2 separate regions of the Homo sapiens genome follow, and region 1 is linked to region 2. Evidence: chromatin contacts called from ENCODE Hi-C or POLR2A ChIA-PET data. All regions are on one chromosome and are shown on one strand. Each heading gives the region's core, a stretch centred on a gene start or an enhancer-like site at or near the end of the contact. The rest is flanking DNA. Distances are from core to core; before and after follow the strand shown. Region 1 holds the start of LINC01415 (long intergenic non-protein coding RNA 1415). Region 2 holds the start of TCF4 (transcription factor 4).

Evidence for each region. Hi-C counts contacts between places; a loop is a spot of excess contacts on that map. ChIA-PET counts read pairs that join two places held with the same protein, here RNA polymerase II (POLR2A). Pooled maps may share reads with other maps.
Region 1: a map of heart right ventricle shows a loop between it and region 2 (18-fold over the local background). The contact joins the promoter of LINC01415 here to the promoter of TCF4 in region 2. A Hi-C loop is called at or near these places in 44 of 168 maps with a recorded cell type or tissue (A673, B cell, Caco-2 and 20 more), 15 of 37 single-sample maps with no recorded cell type and 38 of 50 pooled maps. POLR2A ChIA-PET finds 5 or more read pairs at or near these places in 10 of 52 experiments (AG04449, AG04450, H1 and 6 more).

The regions. Positions count from the first base shown.
Region 1 is chr18:55,779,250-55,783,883 of GRCh38, forward strand. It overlaps LINC01415 (long intergenic non-protein coding RNA 1415), which reads right to left and starts at 2,476. Exons shown (of 2, transcript NR_145452.1): 1 at 1,706-2,476; 2 at 1-781. The region is part of intron 2 of LOC105372130 (a long non-coding RNA gene); the gene reads left to right.
Region 2 is chr18:55,586,742-55,591,150 of GRCh38, forward strand. TCF4 (transcription factor 4) reads right to left here and starts at 1,451. Exons shown (of 20, transcript NM_001083962.2): 1 at 1,297-1,451; 2 at 304-395. The coding sequence starts at 375. LOC105372126 (a long non-coding RNA gene) reads left to right here and starts at 3,158. Exons shown (of 3, transcript XR_935479.3): 1 at 3,158-3,234. RefSeq lists an enhancer at 3,036-3,265.

The DNA of each region.
Region 1 (4,634 bases), core at 1,226-3,725, 190 kb after region 2:
AAGAGGTTTTTCATGACCAGCTTTTCCCATTCTCTATTATCCCTCAGCGGCAGCTTTTGGTGTCTCTGGTACGAGGCAAGGTGTCGAGGGGGGCCATATTAACCCCCTGTGAATGCCTGGCCGATAATTAACATCTTGGGTCCAAGAACCGATACAATGAGCTGGGGGAACGGAATCTTTCTCAACCAGTAATAGGTAATTGAACGCTTTTGCTGATTTGATTATAAGGAATAACTCTCGGTGATCAAAACCAAAGCTGGGTTAAAATCCTAAAGCTGGGGGACAGCTGAAGCACCCACTTCACGACTTAACGTTTCAGGAATATGAATTCTATGTTCAGAAAATTTCCCCACACTCTTCTTCGCTGGCACATTCACTGATGTAGAAAATGCCAGGAGCCCCGGGGGTGTGATGTTTCCGGTGGATAATGTCTCCCGTTCCCTGCCCCGGGGCCCAGACAGTTGGTGCTTAAGCGTCTACAATGTAGAGTTTCCTGCATTTTCCTCGGGCCGCCATTTGTCTACTTGTCCCATCCAGGACATCTCCCTAAATAATCTCTAAGTGGAAAAATCACGGTCCTCTAGGAGATTTATCCGGGAACGAACGTGCGTGGGGCAGTTCAAATTCCTGAGCTCAGATTTCGTTTCCCGCGGTCAGATGGTGCGGTCGGTGGGGCCCGAGGGATGCGCACAGCTGTGCCTGAGAGGTGCTGCTCTCCCGCCACCGAAGTCGCTGGGAAATTCTGCTGCACTGAGACATTTTAATGTCGGATGTTCTAATCCTGCGGGCAAAAAAAAAAAAAAAGTTTGAACCAGGTACTGGGCTTTTGTCACGGTGAACCCCACCCGCGCCCCGCGCCGTCCCTTCATTCACTCAGGCGAGGTGGCTTGGATTTGCACCTCGTTGAAGAAGCCTCCCATGCGACATCTCCGCCAGCACCCCGCGCGGACTTGGCTGGGCGGCGGCGGGGAGTCAGCTTGTCACCGCACGGCGGCCGGGACCGCAGCCCCTGGGTGCGCAGTGCGCCTCTCGCTGCGCCCTCCTAGAGCGCGGGTCCCGTGCCTGTGCCCGGCGCGACGCGATCTCCCTGCTAGTCGGGCTCCGCGTGCTCCCCGCGCTTCCCGCAGCCTCCGCGCAGCCCGCAGCGCCCTCCAGCCCCGCCTCGCGGCCGCGGGAACCCGGCGCCTGCAGCCCCGCCCGGAACCGACCGCCAGGCGCTGTTGCCGCCGGCCACGCAACGCGGGGCCTCTGCCTGGCACCAGCCCCAGGTGCCTTGTCTCGGGTCGTGCTGTCGCGCGACACTGGGGACCCAACAGGCCGCCGGCTACTCAGCTGGCCCCGCAGCTTCCCTGCGGCTCAGCGGCCTCCCACCCAGGAGAAAACCACATTTGATGAGAGTTTTGAATCAAGCCGAGCGTTCCCCCAGATGTTCAGCTACCTCAATTTCTAATGATTCCACAATCCCTTGTGATTCATCTCTTTCCTCCTAAGGGTTGCCAATGGCTCAAAGTTTAGACTTGGGATATAAAAAACGCTATTCACAGCCTTATTAGGAGGAGTAGGTGGGGAAGGGGAACTGGATACTGAATGGATTTTTTAATCTACGGAGAAAAATCACTCAACTGAGACCCGGCCTCTTTAATTTTCCTTTCTGAATCTCAGTGACTTCCTCTATAAAATAAAATGCAAAACAATGATATCTCACCTGCGTCAGAAAGTTGGTCACATGGTCTCATGAAGTCTCTTTCAAGGCTAAGATCTCTATGATTTTGTGATCAGTAGATTGAAATTTAAGATTAGAAACAGGTTATTTCTTGAAAGCAGTAAATGGAGGGCATTATGTGTGAATCAAGTACCAGAAGCAGGGGGTCTTTGTCTCTCCCTCTCCCCAGATGGGGCAGGGTCTCCACACTCTGAAATGTTAGTGTCAGTAACACATAATCAGGAAGTCGAATATGCGGATTATCTAGTCCTTTAGGATTCTTTGCACCATTGATTCTTTCCACTAATATTGATAACCCAAAGTTAATGACATATTGTGAGTTTCTCTTCTTTGCCTTCATGTTTTCAATCCTGGAGACAGAAAAAGGAACTAATTCTCTTCTTTTAAAACAAAAACAAAAACAGAAAAAATCAATCCCATTGATCAATGTGGAAAACCAAAGACCCAAGACTCCCCTGTGCCAAATCCCTCCCATGACCCTCCACTGTGATTCAAATTGGAGTGTTCTGGAAAATGCCGGTTCGAATTGCAAGGAGGCAGAATCAATCTCTCTCTCTCTCTTCAAAGGAGACACAGGCTCTTCTCAGGGACATTCCCTTATGTCTTTTTGATGCAGGAGGTTTAAGAGTCTCCATCTTAAAGCCCGCTGAGTTGGCTGAATGCTGACTTTAGGTGCCCACTATGAGCAGTGTAGTGCCCAGTCCTCAGAAAGAATCTAGAGTATTTTTACAGAACGAATTGCCTTTGTTTACCTTTCTGAATCATTTCATGCATGTTGTTGTTTTTGACCCACCCTTTTGCTAGGATACAAGAGCCAACCTTCTGTAAGAGGGGGAGAAAAAGAAGGAAGATGTGTGAGCTCCCCCTGGTGCTTTCCCGCATTCAGGCCAACTGAAAGGAGCTGCAAGGAAACACGTCTACACAGGCATCAGGAAAAAGAAAATATCTGGATTATTTCCTTTAAAAAGGCCTGTTTCCATGCTGATGGGCCTCAGAGCAAGACTTCCAGGCTTCGGGCCTGAATTCTGTATGTCATCTTAGGAGGAATTCTTGCCTTGTCAGAGAACGTGTTTCTAAAACAAAATTTCAAGTGGGGGATTTGCCAAGCTGTCCTGCGGACAGGATTACTCTTGGAATCAAACGGGATTACTTTTTGTCCAGAATTGTTCCCTTTGTTAGGCTAGTTATTCTTTGACTGAATAATTTTCACACACTTCTCTTTGTATGTGTTGACAGCACAAAGATATCACAGGAATCTGGTACCAGCCAATTTGACTGGTGGTGACTTTAATTCCAGACAATATCTCCTATCCTAATAATAACCTGTATTCGTAATGGCCTCTTTAACACTGGGGGTCAGGGACTTCTGTGGACTCCAGTCATCTGTGAAGATCGTCGGGGAGATTTCACTCAGTCTATTCAGTATATCCAGTATAGTGGCCTGAAACAATTTATCAACGTGTAGTCAGTCAGTCCTGCTCTTGGTCCATACAGTGGAGAGTCTAAAAGATGTGTGAAATACATTCCCTACCTACACATGGGCAAATCACTTAAAGGAGCAAACTTTAATGTTCACTAACATAGTTAAAATGGATGGGCCAACATTATCATGGTTCTTTCACCTCCTAAGTAAATGCAAAGCTTTTCTTCACTCCATTTTGTATGTGTAATTTTGATTGAGTGGGAATCTTGTAAAGCCAAAAATGGAACTGAAAGCCCACTCATAAGACCATAAGTTTTTTTTTTAATTTTTAATTTTTCTTTTCAGGCAGGGTATTGCTGTGTCGCCCAGGCTTGAGTGCAGTGGTGCCATCATGGCTCACTGCAACCTCTGCCTCCCAGGATCAAGCGATCCTCCCACCTCAGCCTCCTGAGTAGCTGGGACTTACTGTTGTGCACCACCACAGCTGGCTAATTGTTAGAATTTTAATTTTTATTTTTTTGTAGAGACAAGGTTTTACCATGTTGTCCAGGCTAGTCTTGAACTCATGGACTCAGGTTAACCACCTGCCCCAGCCTCCCAGAGTGCTGGGATTACAGGCATGAGCCACCACGCCTGGCCAAGACCATAAATCTTAATTAATCTAGTTCATAGTCTCAAATTCATTCTACTCTCTGATTTTTATTTCTCCCAACTTACTGTGTGCACGCACCCCCCCTTTTTAATGACATTTCTCTGATTTGCACTGCCATCCTCTCTCCTACTTCAGTGATCCAGCATCCACAATTCATTTTGTCATAGGTGAGGCTTACCTCTTTCCTGTCAGTTCTTCACCTGTACAGATTGCTTCCTTTTCTCTTTTTGCACTTATTGTTTGCAACACCCAATGACTTCTTGTAGAGAGCCCAATTCTGTAGTTGATAAAACCCACACATGCACGTATGTTACATCTGGCTCGGAATTGGAAGCTCCATGGAGAAAGGAAATGGCTTTTGTTTCTTCAGTATCTTCACACTCCCAAATGTGCTGATATCTTTAGTCGTTCTTAGCTAAATGAGTCAATTGAAATAATAATCTGGAGGGATTTTTTTAAATCTCAAAAATTTTCTAAGTCCCATGTCTCTTAAATGAAAAATTGTCAAATGAAGGAGCCATTTTCAGGATTTTAATTTATGTATTAATGGTACTCTACTTCCACCCCAAAAGGATTTAAGGTGAGCTTAAAATATTATGAAAATAAGATAAGATTATTAATTCCATCCATGCAAGCTCTAAAATCTTCTATTTCTAGATACTAATCTAAACAATGAAGAGGTTATTTTTTAAAGACAAAAGGTGTGCTTTATAATATCTCTCATTATCATGTTAAGAAAAAAAACCAAAAACACAGATAAAAAATTTCAGAAATATTTTTGCGTTTTCTTTGCATATCATACACATACACACACACACATACATACATACACAGTC
Region 2 (4,409 bases), core at 201-2,700:
TTTAGTTTTAGGGGTGTCTATTTTTGCTTTCCACTGGGGTGAGATTCCATTATTTGGGGTAATCAGTGGGTAGGGAATTGAAGGCCAGTAATAAAACTCAAAAAAAAAAAAAAGCCTGAATCTTCCATCACACCACAAAATTATAGTTAAAAACTTGTCAAAAAGACCTTCATATTTACCAAGGATTCAGCCAATTAAAAATTATTACTGTCCTTTAGATTCCTACTGGTTTCTAGCTGAAGTGTTTGGGTTTTTGTTTTGTTTTTTTCACAGCTGTTGTTAGTTTCCACCGTTCTTTCTTACCGCACTGAAATCCAGTAAATCACTCAGCTCTTTGTCCGTCCCTAAGGCAGCCATTCGCTGTTGGTGATGCATTTTAGCAAAATCACACAAACCTAGAAACATGGAAATAACCGCAATCAGAAAATCCAGTCCCAATCCTTGGAGAAAACACAATCGGATTTTTGGAGACTGGGGGGTTGGGGGTGGGGACGTGGGGGCGGGTGGGATTAAGGTGGAAAGGAGGAAGGGATGGGAGACTTGTTGTTGGGTTGGGTTTGGTTTTGTTTTTTTAAGATGGAATAGGCAGCAATAGCAAAAAAAAAAAAAAAAAAAAAAAAAAAAAAAAAAAAAGCGATATTGTATTTCCAAAGAGACGATCAAACTGGTAACATCCACTATAAAACCAAATCAGGGAAAGAAAAAAAAAAAGCCGCTCTTCAGCGCATCATTTTATGCAACAGGAGGTAGAGCGAGAAATGAATGGATCACAGAGAAAAGAGAAACTACTGAGAACGATCCGATCTCAACTTTCCCCCCACCCTGCACCCCACCCCCCTCGCACACTCACACTCGCACACGCACACACACTCGCACACACCACTCCCCTCCGCTTTTCAAAGTAGCTATCAAGAAATTAAAGATGAGCGTCTCTGGAGTGAAAACACGTCCAAAGGGGGAGGGGTGGGGTGACAGGGTTGGGGGGAGCGGAGTGGAGGGTCGGGTCCTCTAATTGTCCAGCACCCTAATTTGTGAAAGAAAGGGGTTATAAAAATTAAAGTCAGGCCCCTGGCAAAGTCCTCGGTCCCTCCGAGGGGGCATCAAGGGGAGGGGCGGGGGGGCTGGCGGCGAGGGGGAGGGAAGCGGCGGGAGGGGAAGGGGTGTCTCTTCTGGGAGCGCCGGGCGCCGGGAGCCCGCGGCGCGGGAGGCGCGGAGCCGCGTGCGGGGCCGCCGAGCCCGAACCCCGCGCCGCCGGGCGCCTCCGCCCCGCCGAGCCCCGCAGGCGCCGGTACCTACCGCCCGCGCGCGAGAAGGGGCTCTCCGTGCACCGCCGGCGCCGAGGCGGCGTTCATGTCTAACCGCCGCCGCCACCGCCGCCGCCTGCTCCTGCGCCCGCTCCCGCGCCTGCTGCCTCCCCGCCGCCGCCGCCGCCGCCGCCACTACAGATCCGCAGACACACAGCCAAGATCCCTGACTCTTAACACCAACTCTCTTCTCCGGGGAGGGGAGGGGACGGAGGGAAGGGGGGAGGGGGAAACACGCCGAGGCGCACGGAATTGCAAGTTCAGCAAAGAAATGGGTGGGGGGGCTCCGGCGGGGAGACGCGACTTGCTCCGGGTCGGGCAGGCTAGGATGCATCCCCCTCGCACCCACCCCGAGGGGAAAAAAAAAAAATCTCAACACCTCCCCCGCCTCGCCAAAAAATACAAACGAAAATTCATCGAGCACCTCATTTTTCCTCAGATCGTCAGTTACAATCTGAAGCCTGAACAGTTCAGTTTTTGCCCGTTGCATCCCTCGGAGGCACTTTGAAATTTATTCGAGTTTACATCCCCTCACTTCTTTCTTTCTCTTACTCTCGTTCCCTCTCACTCACACATCCACACACGGCAAAGCAAGTTTATACTAGGCTGCAAATACACGTGATGCAAAAAGACTTTGCCAAGAGGAACAATATTTTTCTTTTTCGTCTATAAATCAAGCCACATTTTCCTGGGGAGATTTTCGTTTCGGTAGTTTTGCGTTGGGGGCGAAATCTGAATTGCATACTTTCTTTCCCCTCCCTTTTAAGTCACAGAATAGTATAACTGCAAACTTCGAAAAAAAAAAAGGGCAATTTTTGGGGGTGGATGTTGTTTTGTTTTTGCACTTGAGTTCCTAGGCACGCTAAGTCCCTGTTCGCCAGCACTGTAAGTTTTTAATTCAACATTTACCATTATAGGCCCTGCATGCTCTTAAAACATACTTTTTCACATCACTTTTTAGGATAAAATTTAAGCTTCATAATTCTATCGTTTCGTAATAACAAGCGTGCTTTATCCGGTATATGCAACATAAGCTATTTTAACGTGTGTTTGAAAAAAAAAACACACATTCTACAAATCCTGGTATTGCTAGATGTGCGAGTACATACACAAAATGCATGCACACACTTTTTCCCATTGGCAATTATTTAATAGGTTGTCCCTTTTGTTTTAATAAAACATCGGGATCGACATTTTAAAAATTAAATTCAATTACAAACAGTTTACTCTGACGGCAAATTGAAACGTTACCTTAAATGGCCACAAATATTCTCACAATATTCCAAGGAAAGAGACTTTAAAAAGAGAGACAAAAATCTTCTGCAAGTACTTAGTATCTCACATGTGTATCCCCAAAAAGTATTTTAACTGGTACTCAGTCCTGCTCCAGGGATATCCACAGATTACAAGATTATGCACCTGGCTCTGGTTTTTGCATTTTCCACCATAAAACTGCAACAAAATTCCCTCCCCCAAAAAAGAAATCATTAAAAAAAAATCCAACAACTTTTTCTTATTGTTTATAAAAAAAAAAATGAACACAGGATAGTTATAATTTTTCCTCAAACAATTCTTGTTGGTGATTTTTTTTCTTCTCTCATAAAGTCTTAAACTTGTTCCAAGTTTAGAGGTGTCTCATCATCATCATCCTCCTCCTCATCATCATCACCATGGACTCCCCCGTGGAGTCACATTGATAATAATAGGTTTCCCTGAAAGATACATTGTAATCCATTCACATCCGGGAACTGCGGGCTTATAAAGAGAAGGAGCTGCGGCCGCGGCTGCTCCTCCAGACAATGACTGGGAAGGGGCGGGGCGGGAGCAGGCGACCATAGAGTGGTAAACAGAGCGCCTAGAGAGGCGGCCAAGATGGCGGTGCTGGTCGACCACGCCTCCTCCGGGAGCGGAGGCGGGTGGCTGTTCTCGGGTAGGCGTCGCGCGTGGGGCGGCACTGTGGGAGTTCCCGAGGCCGAGGTCGTTCGCAGGCCCCATTTCCCTGCGCTCTTATTCGTGTTGCCGCTTCTTGGCCGTCCTTGCTCTTTGACACAAAAGTGTAGTTTCGGCACAAATTTACAAATTAAACTCCACAGACTTCCGCAGGGAAGTGAGATACCCCCAGGTCTCCCTGAGGAAGGCTCGGGAAAGACTGGGCCGGCCTCACTCACAGTAAGCCTGACCCTGGGTTCTCCCACTGTGTGGAGCCAGATTTCTCAGCGAGCCTTGGGCGGCATGGGAAAAGGCCTCTGGGCCAAGTTGGTCCTAGGCTGGAAGAGGGATGTGGGTCCTCTCCTCCAACTCCCCCACCCTATCTTCTTATAGAGCGCTGGAAGTGTGTGAACTTTCCAAGTCCAAAAAGTCTTCACTTGGCGAAGACCTTCATCTATTGCTTTGTAGACTCAAATGTAGTTTGTGCCATAAGCCACGACTGACTCAACCCATTTCTGGCCAAGCAGTTACCTTCTGTAGCCTGTTTTCTGGTCTGTGTAAAGCAAATAACGCCCACTTTACGAATTTTATAGTGGATACAGATAAAGATGAAGCCACCACGAAAGAAATAATTCCTTTTCATCTCTTAATTCCTTGCTAAATCAACTGATACCGCTAACCTAGCCAATGGAATTTTAAATGGAAATTTCCCTACTCCAAAACAATAGCTTTTAGTCTTTGCAACAGAAAAGCAAGTAATAATAATGACAGATAACACATGTGTTTACTATATGCTAAACAGTGTTCCTATAACTTCACAAATACTGGCTACTTTAAGCCTAAGAATAACCCTATGGAGTATGTATTACTACTGTAATTTGTATATTGGGCAACAGAAGCAAGTAAAATTGAGTAGCTTGACCCAAGGAAGAAGTTTTGTAAGTGGTACAAACTTAACTAAGTCACACAACTATATTGAGTGACAGAGCCCACCTTTGAAACCAGACAGTCTGTGATAACAGTCCACATTCAACCATATTCCTATATACCATCTGGCAGTGGGAACATCCTAATCTCCATTTGCTGATAAAAGTTTGTGGCAGTAACAGAGTTCAGATCAATTTCGGCGATCTTTTACTTACATGTAAGTTTTTACAGAACAAGAATTAAGGCATT